Regions from separate parts of the Homo sapiens genome. Here regions 1 and 3 are each linked to region 2. A link is an interaction called in ENCODE POLR2A ChIA-PET data of the cell type or tissue named here. Cell type or tissue: OCI-LY7. All regions are shown on one strand.

What was found. ChIA-PET counts read pairs that join two places held together with the same protein. Peaks named below come from ENCODE experiments on the same cell type or tissue, not always from the same donor. Only the 100,000 strongest peaks of a DNase experiment are listed, where the experiment ranks them.
Region 1: POLR2A ChIA-PET joins it to region 2 with 6 read pairs; 4 of 35 experiments call an interaction of 5 or more read pairs at or near these places.
Region 3: POLR2A ChIA-PET joins it to region 2 with 5 read pairs; 2 of 35 experiments call an interaction of 5 or more read pairs at or near these places.

Annotation. Positions count from the first base shown.
Region 1 is chr17:75,654,701-75,659,700 of GRCh38, forward strand. It overlaps RECQL5 (RecQ like helicase 5), which reads right to left. Exons shown (of 20, transcript NM_004259.7): 7 at 3,598-3,760. LOC107985013 (a long non-coding RNA gene) reads left to right here. Exons shown (of 3, transcript XR_001753017.1): 3 at 3,484-4,158. Among named protein-coding and RNA genes, the nearest start is that of RECQL5, 10 kb to the right of the region's middle. In OCI-LY7, no CTCF peak of the experiment used is centred here; no DNase peak of the experiment used is centred here; H3K27ac peaks cover 426 bases.
Region 2 is chr17:75,582,053-75,587,052 of GRCh38, forward strand. No RefSeq gene overlaps it. Among named protein-coding and RNA genes, the nearest start is that of MYO15B, 3.2 kb to the right of the region's middle. In OCI-LY7, no CTCF peak of the experiment used is centred here; a DNase peak (open chromatin) is centred at 2,369.
Region 3 is chr17:75,687,027-75,692,026 of GRCh38, forward strand. The region is part of intron 3 of SAP30BP (SAP30 binding protein); the gene reads left to right. Among named protein-coding and RNA genes, the nearest start is that of SAP30BP-AS1, 4.7 kb to the left of the region's middle. RefSeq lists enhancers at 1,109-1,610, 1,611-2,110. In OCI-LY7, no CTCF peak of the experiment used is centred here; DNase peaks (open chromatin) are centred at 1,365, 1,995 and 2,705; H3K4me3 peaks cover 2,800 bases; H3K27ac peaks cover 4,646 bases.

The sequences.
Region 1 (5,000 bases), 73 kb after region 2:
CCTTGAATTCCTAGGCTCAAGCAATCCTCCCAGCTCAGCATCCTGAGTAGCTAGAACTACAGGCGCACATCACCATGCTCAGCTAATTTTTTTTATTATTATTAGTTTTTGAAACAGGGTCTCACTCTGTTACCCAGGTTGGAGTGCAATGGTATGATCTCAGCTCACTGCAGCCTTGACCTCCTGGACTCAAGTGATCCTCCCACCTCAGCCTCTTGCGTAGCTGGAACTACAGGTGCATACCACTACACCCAGCTAATTTTTAAATATTTTGTAGAGATAAAGTCTTGTTACATTGCCCAAACTACTCAAACTCCTGGCCTCAAGAGATCCTCCCATGTCATTCTCCCGAAGTGTTGGGATTACAAGCATGAGCCACCTCACCCAGCCTAACATTTTTAAACATGTCATTTGATAAATTTTTCTGGGAACTTTCTTTTCATATTATTTGCTTTTCATATCCTTTGTTCAAGCGATTTTCCTACTTCAGCCTCCCGAGTAACTGGGATTACAGGAGCCCGCCACCACGCGCGGCTAATTTTTGTATTTTTAGTAGAGACGGGGTTTCACCATGTTGGCCGGCTGGTCTCGAACTACTGGCCTCAAGTGATCCGCTCGCCTTGGCCTCCCAAAGTGCTGGGATTACAAGCATGAGCCCCTGCGCCTGGCCTTTTTTTTTTTGAGACAGAGTCTCGCTCTATCACCCAGGCTGGAGTGCAGTGGTGCAATCTGGGCTCACTGCAAGCTCCGCCTTCCGGGTTCATGCCATTCTCCTGCCTCAGCCTCCCGAGTAGCTGGGACTACAGGCGCCCGCCACGACGCCCAGCTAATATTTTTGTATTTTTAATAGAGATGGGGTTTCACCATGTTAGCCAGGATGGTCTTGATCTCCTGACCTCGTGATCTGCCCACCTCGTCCTCCCAAAGTGCTGGGATTACAGGCGTGAGCCACCGCACCTGGCCTTTTTAATTTTTATTTTTATTTTGAGACAGGGTCTCACTTTGTCGCCCAGGCTGGAGTGCGTCCTCCACTCCATGGTATGATCTCAGCTTACCGCAACCTCAACCTCCTAGGTTCAAGTGATTCTCCCACCTCAGCCTTCCCAGTAGCTGGGACTACAGGTGTGTGCCACCATGCTTGGCTAATTTTTGTATTTTTTTTGTTAGAGACGGGCTTCACTATGTTGGGCCGGATGGTCCTGAACTCCTAACCTCAGGTGATCTGCCTGCCTTGGCCTCCCAAAGTGCTGGGATTACAGGCAAGAGCCACTGCTCCTGGCCCCAGAGCTTGTTTTCTCTTGGTGAGATTTTAGTTTTCTTCATCTAAATCAGTGGTTGTCAACCCTGGCCATATATTCAAAGCAACTGGGGAGCTTTTTTTGGTTTATTTTGAGACCGACTTTCACTCTTGTTGCCCAGGCTGGAATGCAATGGCGCGATCTCGGCTCACCACAACCTCCACCTCGTGGGTTCAAGTCATTCTCCTGCTTCAGCCTCTTCCAAGTAGCTGGGATTACAGGCATGCGCCACCACACCTGGCTAATTTTGCATTTTTTTAGTAGAGACGGGGTTTCTCCATGTTGGTCAGGCTGGTCTCAAACTCCCGACCTCAGGTGATCTGCCCGCCTCAGCCTCCCAAAGTGCTGGGATTACAGGCGTGAGCCACCGCACCCAGCCTACTGGGGAGCTTTTTGAAAAAAACTCGTGTTAACAGCTTGTAACACTTATTCCTAAGTATTTTATAAGTTTTATTGTTGTAAATTAAGTTTTTTTTTTGTTTCTATTTCTAGGTATTTATGGTAATGTGGAGAAAAGCTACTGATTTTTTTTTTCCTTGGCTCTCATCTGACTAGAGAAAAGCTACTGATCTTTAAACTATTTCTCTTATATTCAACCAGTTTGCCAGATTTTCTTATGATTGAGTAGATTTCTAGTAGGGTTTTTGTGTTTCTAGGCACAATGTGTTGTCATTTCTACCTGCTGTTGTCTTCTCTCCTACTTTCATTATCCTTGCGAATTTATGTATATTTATCCTTCTATTGTCTTTTTTTTTTTTTTTTTTGAGACAGAGTCTCACTCTGTCCCCCAGGCTGGAGTGCAGAGGCGTGATCTCGGCTCACTGCAAGCTCTGCCTCCTGGGTTCACGCCCTTCTCCTGCCCCAACCTCCCAAGTAGCTGGGACTACAGGCGCCCGCCACCACGCCCGGCTAATTTTTTGTATTTTTAGTAGAGACGGGGTTTCACCGTGTTAGTCAGGATCGTCTTGATCTCCTGACCTCGTGATCCACCCGCCTCGGCCTCCCAAAGTGCTGGGATTACAGGCGTAAGCCATCGCGCCCGGCCCCTTTATTGTCATTTTGGCAGAGATTAGAAATAAGTACTTATAGGCTGGACACGGTGGCTCACGCCTGTAATCCCAGCACTCTGGGAGCCTAAGGTGGGAGGCTCACTTGAGCTCAGGAGTTTGAGACCAGCCTGGGTAACATAACAAGAGCTCGTCTCTACAAAACAAACAAACAAAAAACAAGGGAAGATTAAGCCAGGTGCAGTGGCACATGCCTCTGGTCCCAGCGACTTGAGAGGCAGAGGCAGGAGGATCACTCGAGCCCAGGAGTTCGAGGGTATACTGTGCTATGATTACGCCTGTGAATCACCACTGCACTTGAGCCTGAGCAACACAGAGAGACCCCATCTCTTTAACAAAAGAAACAAGGCAGTACTGATCTTGACCACATAAAATAACATGTACACAAAAGACAATATTAAGGCCGGGAGCAGTAGCTCACACCTGTAATCTCAGTAGTTTGGGAGTTTGAGGCAGGAGGATTACTTGAGCCCAGGAGTCATGAGACCAGTCTGGGCACCATAGTGAAACCCCATCTCTGCCAAAAACTGAAAAAAAAATTAGCTGGGCGTGGTGGCACACACCTGTGGTCCCAGCTACTCAAGGTGGGAAGATTATTTATGGCCAGGAGTTAGAGGCTGCTGTGAACCATGACTATGCTACTGCACTTTAGCCTGGGTGACAGTGAGAGACCTTGTCTCTTAAAAAAAAAAAAAAAAAAAAAGGTGGGCACAGTGGCTCATGCTTGTAACCCCAACACTTTGGGAGGCCGAGGCAGGCGGATCACGAGGTCATGAGATCGAGACCATCCTGGCCAACATGGTGAAACCCTGTTTCTACTAAAAATACAAGAATTAGCTGGGCATGGTGGCATGCACCTGTAATCCCAGTTACTCAGGAGGCTGAGGCAGAAGAATCGCTTGAACCCGGGAGGCGGAGGTTGCAGTGAGCCGAGTTCATGCCATTGCACTCCAGCCTGAGCGACGGAGTGAGACTCTGTCTCAAAAAAAAGAAAAAAGAAAAAAAGCTAGTATTAAGATAATTTAAATATTTAAATATTTAGAAAGAAAAAGTCTAACCTAGCTTGTTGTAAGCTGCCTACCTAACCAATACGCCATTTCCCTTTGCTATACTTACAGGTTGGGAGCAGCCTCCTCTAGCTTACACAAGCATCATCAGAGTTCAGAAATCAGCTTCACAAAACTGGAGAGTGGTGGGTCAGACTGAAAGACCTTCTACTGCCCAAGCCTTACCTGGAGTTTTGCTACTTCCTTCCTGATCAGGAAGCTGACTTGGTCCCGGTCATTCCTGGAGTAATAGAGACGGCACCAGGAAGGCTTCCCATCCCTGCCAGCCCGGCCAGACTCCTGGTAGTACCCAGCCATAGACTTGGCAATATTCCAATGGGCGACAAACCTGTAGGATCCAAAGGGACAAGCAGCATGAGATGGTGGAGAAGCTGAGTGTCCTTTGGAGGAGTAATCATGACTAGGAGAGCAGGGAGGCCAGCAGATAGGGAGGGAGAGGGATAGTCCCAGAGTTAGAATAGTTAAGACACCTGTAGCCCATCAGCACGTCTCCCTTCTAGAAGCAGCCCAGCTTAGAGGCCACAGCAGGAGTTAAGGGGGGGCAAATCCAGCACATATGAGGGGCCAAAAAACTCAGCCAGGGCCCAGTGGAAAAAATACTGGACCTAAAGAAACAAAATGAGGCTCTGCCACTTATGAGCTATGCAAATTTGAATAAGTTATTTATAACTTCTTTGGAGAGGGAAAGGAATAATATTTATTAAATACCTCCTATGTGCCAGTTTATATATGTCTCATTTAATTGTTAGTCACCATCATGTGAGGTAGCCCATTCTCCAGAATATGAGATTCAGAAAGGTAAATTTGTACAAGGTTACACAGTAAAGGGTCAGCAGAGCTAGAATTTGGGCCTAGGGGTGTCTGCCTTCAAAACTGGCTCTTAACAAGATACCACAGACCCAGGATTCATTTTATTTATTTTGCTTGTTTTTTATTTTATTTTATTTTTAGATGGAGTCTTGCTCTGTCACCAGGCTGGAGTGCAGTGGAGTGATCTCAGCTCACTGCAACCTCCACCTCCCGGGTTCAAGCGATTCTCCTGCCTCAGCCTCCTGAGTAGCTGGGACTACAGGTGGGCGCCACCATGCCCAGCTAATTTTTGTATTTTTAGTAGAGACGGGGTTTCACCATGTTAGCCAGGATGGTCTCAATCTGTTGACCTCATGATCCGCCTGCCTCGGCCTCCCAAAGTGCTAGGATTACAGGCATAAGCCACTGTGCCCGGCCTTGTTTTTTATTTTTCAAGACAGGGTCTTGCTCTGTTGCACACGCTAGAGTACAGTGGCACAATCACAGCTCATTGCAGCCTCAACCCCCGGCCTCAAGCAATCCTTCCACCTCGGCTTCCCAAGTATCCAGGACTACAGGCACATGCCACTATACCTGGCTAATTTTTAATTTTATAGAGATGGAGTCTTGCTATGTTGCCCAGGCTGGTCTCGAACTCCTGGGCTCAAGCAATCCTCCCATCTGGTCCTCCCAAAGTGCTGGAATTATAGGTGTGAACCACTACACCTGGCAGCATACCCAGGGTTCGAACTCTGATTCTGAAGTCGGTGTTCTTTCAA
Region 2 (5,000 bases):
CCCATGTGCTTTCTGTTCTGTGTCTGTTTCCCTCACTCCTTTTCTGTCTATAAAGGTAGGCTCCTCTGCTCAGCTGGTAAGAACATTCAATTTTATATAATTCTATTTTATAGAATGAGGTGTTGCCTGATTCTAGAATCACAAGTAAAAGCCAGTTAAGTTTTTTTTTTTTTTTTTTTAGATGGAGTCTCGCTCTGTCGCCCAGGCTGCAGTGTACTGGTGTGATATCAGTTCACTGCAACCTCCTCCCGGGTTCAAGTGATTCTTCAGCCTCAGTCTCCTGAGTAGCGGGGAGTACAGGCGCACACCACCACAACCGGCTCATTTTTGTATTTTTAGTAGAGACGGGGTTTCACCATGTTATCAGGCTGGTCTTGAACTCCCGACCTCAGGTGATCCCCCTGCCTCAGCCTCCCAAAGTGTTGAGATTACAGGTGTGAGCCACCGCGCCTAGCCTGCCATTGAAGATCTTTTAACTAAACGTGTTGTAATTTTTTTTGATACTTCTCCCACACCCATTCTCCATCTGGGCCTTTGGAGCCAGACTGCTTGAGCTGGCATCCCCGCTCTGACAGTCCCTAGGTGTGTGCCTCCGTGGTATCATCCCTAGAATGAACATCCTCATAGCACCTTCTTCTTACAGTGCTCTCAGGATTAAATAAATTCACAGAAAAGTGCTTAGATCCTGGCTAACACGGTGAAACCCCATCTCTACTAAAAATACAAAAAATTAGCCGGGTGTATTGGTGGGCGCCTGTAGTCCCAGCTACTCAGGAGGCTGAGGCAGGAGAATGGCGTGAACCCAAAAGGCGGAGCTTGCAGTGAGCTGAGATCGCACCACTGGACTCCGGCCTGTGCGACAGAGCGAGATTCCGTCTCAGAAAAAAAAAAAAAGGGCTTATGGCATGCCTTGAGCATAAGAAGCCCTGAGGTGCTAGCTATCTGCTACTATTATCGTTATTGTTTGTCCAGGGCAAAACTGAGCTCTCTGGCCGGGTATTGGGGCTCATACCTGTAATCCCAGCACTTTGGGAGGCCGAGACGGGCGGATCATGAGGTCAGGAGGGCAAGACCATCCTGGCTAACGTGGTGAAACCCCATCTCTACTAAAGATACAAAAAATTAGCTGGGCACGGTGGCATGCGCTTGTAGTCCCAGCTACTCGGGAGTAGCTGAGTGACAGAATAAGACTCCGTCTAAAAAAAAAAAAAAAAACTGAGCTCTTTCTCTATGCTGTTTTAATTTTTTTTGTGGTTTTGGTTTTGGTTTTTGAGACAGGGTCTTGCTCTGTTGCCCAGGCTGGAGTGCAGTAGCACAATCACTGCTCTCTGCAGCCTCCATCTCCCAGACTTAAGCAATACTCCCACCTCAGCCTCCCAAGTAGTTGGGACTACAGGCGTGTGCCACCATGCTCAGCTAATATTTTTTTTTTTTTTTTGAGACGGAGTCTCATTCTGTCACTCAGGCTGGAGTGCAGTGGCGCAATCTCTGCTCACTGCAACCTCTGCCTCCCAGGTTTAAGCGATTCTCCTGCCTCAGCCTCCTGACTAGCTGAGATTACAGGCATGTGCCACCACACCCAGCTAATTTTTGTATTTTTAGTAGAGACGGTTTCACCATGTTGGCCAGGCTGGTCTCGAACTCCTGACCTCAAGTGATCTGCCCACCTCAGTCTCCCAAGAGCTGGGATTACAGACATGAGCCACTGCACCTGGCCTCCAGCTAATTTTTGAAAATTTTTTGTAGAGATGGGGTCTTGCTGTGTTGCTCTGGATGGTCTGGAACTCCGGGATCAAGCAATCCTCAGCCTCTCAAAGTGCTGAGATTACATTTGTGAGCCACCATGCCCAGCCCACTGTGCTATAAGATACAAACCAGGCTGGGTGCGGTAGCTCATGCCTGTAGTCCCAGCACTTTGGGAGGCCGAGGTGGGTGGATCACGAGGTCAGGAGTTTGAGACCAGCCTGGCCTATATGGTGAAACTCCGTCTCTACTAAAAATGCAAAAATTAGCCGGGAGTGGTGGTGTGCACCTGTAGTCCCAGCTGCTCAGGAGGCTGAGGTAGGAGAATCACTTGAACCCAGGAGGTGGAGGTTGCAGTGAGCCGAGATCGCACCACTGCACTCCAGCCTAGGCAACAGAGCAAGACTCCGTCTCAAAAAAAAAAAAAAAGATACAAACCAACAGTGCACAAGTCATAGGAGAACGACTCAGCAAATCCCCACAAACTGAACAAACGCATCACCCATATCTCAGAGCTTCCCTTGTGTCTCCTTTGAGTCACTACTGACCCTGGAGGGACCACTCTGTAGATCACTTTGCCTGTTTTTGTACTTTATATAAATAGAACGCAGTGGATGCTCTTTCATGCCTGGCTTCCTTCACTCACCATTATGCTTGCAAGATTATCCACATTGTTGCTGACAGCTGTAGACAGTTCTCAATGCTGTGTACTAATCCACCGGGTGAATACCTCACCCACGTTCTGCTTCTTGCAGGAGAAACGAGTGCTCAGACTATAATCATCCTTTGCCCCAGCACAACTGGCGATAGGGGAGTACAGCTTGCAGACATCTACAGGCTGCGGTTACCTGTGAGCTCGTAGTCCTTCTAACAGCTGCCTCCCTCTCCAGAAGGCTGCCTCCTTGAGAATGCAGGCTGCAAAGGCCAAATCACTGTCAACTTGTTGCTCAAACCAGGCCTCTGGGCTGTGAACAGCCCTCTCGGGCAATGTGGGTGCTGGCAACAGCTGCAACCATGTCTAAGGCTGGTTCTAGGAGGTGTGCAGAGAGATGGGCACAAGGCAGGCGTGGGCTGACAAGGGCATTCCGAAGGAAAGTGCTGCAGTCTGGAATGTCACCTCCCCTGCTCTGTGCTGGGTGCTGCTCCTGGTGAGGAAAGGCCACAGCAAACCGGTCAGTGGGGGCATGGGAGTCCCTGTGGGGCACGTCACAGGCCCCACCTGGACGACCCATCTGACTCCATCGTGGGTCCTCTGAGCCTGCCCCAGCACAGCTGCCTTGCCCCAGGGCCCTCAAGTAGCCTCACAAATCCTGCCTGGGTTTAACAGTCTAATAATCAAGAAACTCCTGACCGGGTGAGGTGGCTCACACCTGTAATCCCACCACTTTGGGAGGCCAAGGGCGGCCGATCACTTGAGGCCAGGCGTTCAAGACCAGCCTGGGCAACATGGTGAAACCCCATCTCTACTAAACATACAAAACTAGTAGGGCATGGTGGTGCACGCCTGTAATCCCAGCTACAGGCTGAGGTGGGAGGATCCCTTGAATCCAGAAGGCAGAGGTTGCAGTGAGCCGAGATCGCGCCACTGCACTCCAGCCTGGGCAACAGAGCGAGACTCCGTCTCAAAAAAGAAACAGACCTTCTCACACCCAATAAATAGAGAGATGGGGAAGGATGAGAAGAGAGTGGTCTCAGAAAAGGAAGTAAAGTGGCTCTAAGAGCAGGAGAGCTGCTTATTTTCACAGATAAATGAACTTAAAGAGGCACCGAGTTTTTTTTTTTATTTTATTTAAAAAAAATTTTTTTGATACATATTAGATGTACTTATTTTGGGGGTACATGTGATAATTTGATATAATCAAATCAGGGTAATTGGGGTATCTGTCACCTTTTCTTTTTCTAATACTAGGAGCATTTGAATCATTCTCTGTTGTGGTAATCAGATCCAACACCAGGTAGTGGGGGTGATGAAGTCCGGCAGAGTCAAAGGAATGAGAAAAAGACAGTTTGAGAGAGAAAGTGGGACCAGGGGACCATCGCGAGTGTGGAGGCTGTGAAGGCCCCTGGGCACTGGGAGCCCAGGCTATTTATTGGTGCTCAAAGAGGTGGTGAGGATGTGGAGGTTGAAAGGAAATAGTGTATCAAGTGAACGAGAAACATACAGCTGCTTGAGATAATGGGAGTGCTAGAAGCAAGGAGCCAGCAAGTCTAGCAGACATGCAAGTCCTGCCTGAGCTTCTCTCCCAACACTCAGCTTTTCTCCCAACAATTCTCTTCTAGCTATTTGGAAATGTACAATCAATTAATGTTATCTATAGTCATCCCACTGATCTATTGAACACTAGATCTTATTTCCTCAAAGTGGCACTGAAATTTTGTCATGTTTCAGAGTGTTGGAAAAGAATGGTGGTCTCCCATTATTGGTGGCAATATAAATCGGCACAACCTTTGTGGAGAAAAATTTGGAAATCTCAAAATTACAAATGCAAGTGCCCTATGGTGCAGCGATTCTACTTATAGTTGATTCTATGCAGATGCTGGTGAAATTGTATTCCAGTATTGGCTGTAACTTAAGCAAAAGATGAGAGGAAGGAAGGATCCACCTTTTTTTTTTTTTTTTTTTTTTTAAGAGAGTGAGTCTTGCTCTGTCACCTAGGCTGGAGTAGGGTGGAACAATCTCAGCTCACTGCAATCTCCGCCTCCTGGGTTCAAGCGATTCTCTTGCCTCAGCCTCCCGAGTAGCTGGGGTTACAGGCATGTGCCACCACACCTAGGTAATTTTTGTATTTTTAGTAGAGATGGGGTTTCACCATGTTGGCCAGGCAGATCTCGAACTCCTGACATCAGGTGATCCACCCACTTCGGCCTCCCAAAATGCTGGGATTACAGGCATGAGCCACCTCACTTGGCCAGGATCCACTTTGGATGTAGAAACCCATCAATAAGGAATTGGTTCAACCATGGTGCATTTATTTGCAAGGAAGAGAGGGAGGAGAGAAGGGAGGAAGGCAGGCTGGCTTTTTATGGTATTATTATGAAATCACCAGATTACATTGTTAAGTGAAAAAGGCAAAGTGGAGACCCCGGAGCTACATAAGCTACCACTTGTGCTAAAGGGGAAAAATATAATATTTGCTTTTCTCTGCATGGAAAGTTTTTGTTGTTGTTTCTTTGTTTTTGAGACAAACAAAATGCTGTCACCCAGGCTGGAGTGCAGTGGTGTGATCTCAGCTCACTGCAAGCTCTGCCTCCTGGGT
Region 3 (5,000 bases), 100 kb after region 2:
AGAGGGTTTCTGGAGGATGGCATAGCAGTTGTTCTGAAGCAGCTGTATTGCCTGATGGTTAAGAGCACAGTTTCATGGGACTGTTGTGAAAAATGAGATTCTTAATTGAAGAGCTTAGCATAATACCTAAACTTATTCCCCTAGATTGAGTTTTCATATTTTATCCTCAATGCTTGGCCCATTGCTTGGTGTATAAATCATGCTCAATAAATTATCTGTGGAAAAAATAAATGAATTAACTATACAGTAATTATTTTTGTCTTAGGATTTAGGAGCATTAGGCCCAGTGTTCGGAAAGAGGATGCAGGGCCAGATGTGGTGGCTCACACCTGTAATCCCAGCATTTTGGGAGGCTGTGGCAGGAGGATTGCTTGAGCCTACGAGTTCAAGAGCAGCCTGGGCAACATAGTGAGACCCCATCTCTACAAAAAATTTAAAAATTAGCCAGCCATGGTGGTGCATGCCTGTAATCCCAGCTACTTGGGAGGCTGAGGCAAGAGAATTGCTTGAGCCCAGGAGGTCAAGGCTGCAATGAGCTATGATTGCGCCAGTGTACTCCAGCCTGTGTGACAGAGTGAGACCCTGTCTCAGGAAAAAAAAAAAAAAAAAGATGATGCAGAAAGATGAACAAAGAATTGGGTTTGAAATTTTTTTGTAATTCAGCGTTGGTGTCCCCTCCCCACCTTCTCCTGCCCCTTGGCAGACTTTTATTGCAAGCCTAGCCCTTTTGTTAGCTGCTCTTCTGCTGCCTGTCCGTCTGACATTTCTAGTGAATCTACACATGAAACTCACTGTGGAGTTGACCAGGCTGGGAGTCTGAAGTTAAAACATAACAGCTGAAGGTAGGTGTGGAACCTAAACTTGACAGAAGACAAACTGACAGTGTTTGGGGTGTGTGTGTGTGTGTGTGTGTGTGTGTGTGTGTGTGTGAGAGAGACAGAGAGAGGTCAGTGCTTGAGCACCTTCTGTGGACCAGGCTGACTATTAGACTTGGTGATTTTTGTGAGTACACAGAGTAGAGTAGTTTGTCTTCATCGGCCAGGTGAGCATGAGGGTAGAGGAAGGCTTCCCTGGGCTGGGCTGAGGCCTACACGGGGCTTTCTAGGCAGGAGTGGGGAGAAGGTGATTTCAGGGAGCAGGCATTGCAAAGATCCTGGGTGCAGAAAGGGGAGGAAGAGGCTGAAATGGGCAGCAGGGAATCCTCAAGGCTCGTGGGCCACAGTGAGGATCTGTTTTTAAGGAGCTATTGTGCTCGTGAAGTGAGATCTCATCAGGCCATGGGCTGTCCCAGGTCTGAGAGAATAAAGGTTTGAAAGGAGTCATTTTACTAATCTGCCTCCCTAGCTGCCACGTACTTGTAAGATGCAAGATTACATTGCCCAACAGGAAACCCCCAGTCTGTAGCATTCTTGCCTGTGGCCTCGGGGCTGGCTGCCCTGTGCCCCTGTTCAGAGTGCTTTCTCTGTGCCCGCTACTCCCGAAGCTGGAAAGAAAACATGACGTTTAGATTTGGTGGGATCTAGATGCTGGCGGCTGCCTTTGTGGAACTCAAGTTTGACACTGGAGCTTTGTGGGGCCGGTTCCAGGAAGGATTGAGGAAGCATTGTTGGCTGTAAATAAACCTCCATTCTCTTACTCAGGACTTGGTACTTCTCTGCTGAGTAAATCCTCCCAGCTCAAATGGCAGCTTGTCCAGTTTCGTGGGTCTATATTGTTGTTACTTCCTTCCTGCGCTCCAGTCAGCTTCATCAATGGCTGGACTTTTGTATTCTCTGCAGGAGGAACCATATTCCAGGTTCTGTAATTCTTGAGAACCAGGCCCCTGCCACTGACCTACAGTTGCATCTTCCAAGTCTCAGTCACAGTTGGTTAAGAAACCAAATTGGCAGGTTGAGATCACTATTCTTCTCCAGGGACAGCGCCCAGTGTGCCGCAGCCGCCTCCTGCTCTGGTTGTTGGGCCTTTAGTCTCAGGTGGGGTCTGGGTGGATGAGGGGTGCAGGCAGAGGAGGAGACCTCGGCTCAGATTGGTGTCCTCCACCAGCTCAGCGTTTAAACCATACTTCCTCTTTCCTCCTTTCTGTTTTCTAACTTGGCTTTTGTTTTTGTCTTTTCGTTTTTCCTTGTATCTTTTTTTTTTTTTTTTGGAGACAATCTTGCTCTTTCAGGCTGGAGTGCAGTGGCGCAATCTCGGCTCACTGCAACCTCCACCTCTCAAGTAGCTGGGATTACAGGCATGCACCACCATGCCCGGCTAATTTTTGTATTTTTAGTGGAGAGGAGGTTTTACCATGTTGTCCAGGCTGGTCCCAAACTCCTGGCCTCAAGTGATCTGCGCACCTCAGCCTCCCAACTCCCCCAGCCTGTTTTTCCTTGTGTCTTGATTGGAATTGAATGAGGGGGCTGAAGAGGTGGGCCTAGTCTTTTCTCCCAGGAGCAGCCTTCCTTTCCTAGGTGAGGTGCTTTGTTTTCACCTTCCTTAGGAACTGGGTGAAAAGCCCTCAGCCTGTTCTGGCTGTGTGTTGTTGCTCATGTCTCTGGGCTGCGGGTTCCATGCCCTCTGGCTGATGTAGACAGATGCCTGGTGACTAGACATCCAGGATGAGCTCATTACTTTAACCAACTGAGAATTTCTACCTGAAGGCCAGTGGGTGGATTCATACGAGTCAAGACAGGTGTTTCCTGTGCATTTCAAAACGCTGCTGGCGGGGAAGAGATGAACAGTGCTTTCTTGTTGCTTTTTGCTTGTATCCTCACAGCCCTTCTTTCCGCTTCCTGCCTCTTTAAGGGCATAGTGAGAATCTCCCCCAGAGCAGGTGGTTTAACACCAGTGCCTTGAACGACTGGCAGTTTAATAATCGAGCCTTTCTTCCGTCTCCTTAATTCTGTCATTTAAAATATTTCAGTGGGCGAGAGGTGACTTCTATCAATTAAAAGATTTCAATGGGAGGGAGGTGAGGAATGAAAAATTACCTACCGGGTACAGTGTTCACTTTCTGGGTGATGGGTACACTGGGAGCCCAAACCTTACTTATCATTACACAATAATATATCCATGTAACAGACCTGCACATATACCACCAAATCTAAAATAAAATACTTTTTTTTAAATTATAAAATAAATCGTTCATCACATGTTTTTTCTGACACATGGCTGGCTTCCATGATAACTGTCATGGGTGCTTGGTCCATTTTTCATACTAAATACCTCCTATCTGAGACATGACTGGTAAGAGGGCATCTCTTTAGGCCTGTCCTCCCTGTGGTGGAGGTCGTTATAGAGGCATATCATTACTGTTTGAATAGAGGTCACTTTTATTGGATGAAACTTGATTCAGTGGATGGTTGTGTGTAAATGGTACTAAAAAGCAGCTCTGGGGTATTTCAGGGTCTCCCTGTGTCACCCAGGCTGGAGTGCAGTGGCATGATCATAGCTCACTGCAGCTTTGACCTCCCAGACTCAGGTGATCTCTCCTCAGCCTCCCAAGTAGCTAGGACTACAGGCTGGTCTCAAACTCCTGGACTCAAGCAGTCAGGCCCACCTCAGCCTCTCAAAGTGCTGGGATTACAGGCGTGAGCCACTGCGCCTGACCAAGCGAGCACTTTAGGATCCAGAGAACTTAGGTTGTTGTCTTTCTTCTTTAGGAGAAGCTCGGCACAGTGACAGAGGCACCCAGGGCTCAGCAAGCTCATGGCCCAGCTTGTTGGACTCAGAGGGCAGAAGAATCACATTCTAAACATGATAAGGTATAGCCAGCAGGAGGCAGATTCCCAGATTGATTCTCCAGAGCCTTGTAGGTCCCAAGGGTGCCTATGACACCAATGGGAATCTGAACCAACACAGACAGCACAGTCTTCTTAGGAGACCCTAGTGCAGCAGCGCTGGCCTCCTCCTGAGCGTGCACGCTTATATGGCTTCTGAGCTGGCCAGGCTACTTCATGCATTTGGTTTAATGGGTCCTCGTAAGGCAGGAGAATCTTCTTGAACTTGGAGTTGGGTCTGTGGTCCATTGGTCAGTACTTTGTTCAGAGGCACTGAGGGTGGGAAGGCTCATGGAGCTGGATTCTGCTGCTGGGAAGCTGGGTGGGCCTTGTTTGTGGGCCTCAGGTTCAGGACTGAATGAGAGTCCTCTTGTTGCGAGTTGAGGGTGTACTCTGGGCATGCCATGCCCTTTTTTTGTACTAAGAGGGTAGAAAAGCAAAGACCAGACTAGTTGGCAAATTGGAACCCAACTACCCAGTTTATTTATTTCTTAGGCGTAGAAGGAATAATTTAGGGGGAACTGAAGAGCCAACCTAAAGGAAAAAAATAAAATAAAGGGATAAAATACTTCCTGTGATTTTGCCCCATCATCTCTTTTCTTCCAGAGACGTGACTCAACAACCTCAGCTGAGCCTGGCAGCACACACACCCCACACTCCTTTCCATCTCCAGGTTCACAAAAGCCACAAGAAGCCACGGGGAGGCTCCTGGCCTCTTACTTTACCTAAGGAGGCCCTGAAGTGGCAAGTGTGTTTCCCCTTGAAGAGCCATTGCATGTTTGGTGACTAACTTCCTGTGGCTTTGGGGTAGACATGGTAGACTCCTTGTGTGGGGATTGGGCCTCTGCAGTTGAGTCCATGAGAAGGGGTGGGTGTGGTATGGTGCGGAGCCTTGGGGAAGGGTGAGTGGGGGCTGGAGGGAGAGTTAACGAATGGTCAGTCCCTGTATGATCAGCCAGCTGGCGGGTGAGGGAGGAGCTGATGTTTTCCTACAATCAGCACCCAGAAAGCTGTTCTCTAGAGGGAAAATGTGAGGGCATTTTACAGTCCCATGTATTGTTACTAACACTCTTGAACACTGGTTTCCTGAGAGTCACTGCTACAAAGGGATTGTTGGTCCCCTGAGAGACTGGCAGTCTCTATAGGGCTGCTGATTTATGACTGCGGCAGTCTCTATAGAGCCGCTGATTTATGACTGCAACCTGAAGTTGGTGTGGCAGTCCTCCAGGCGCGCCTCCC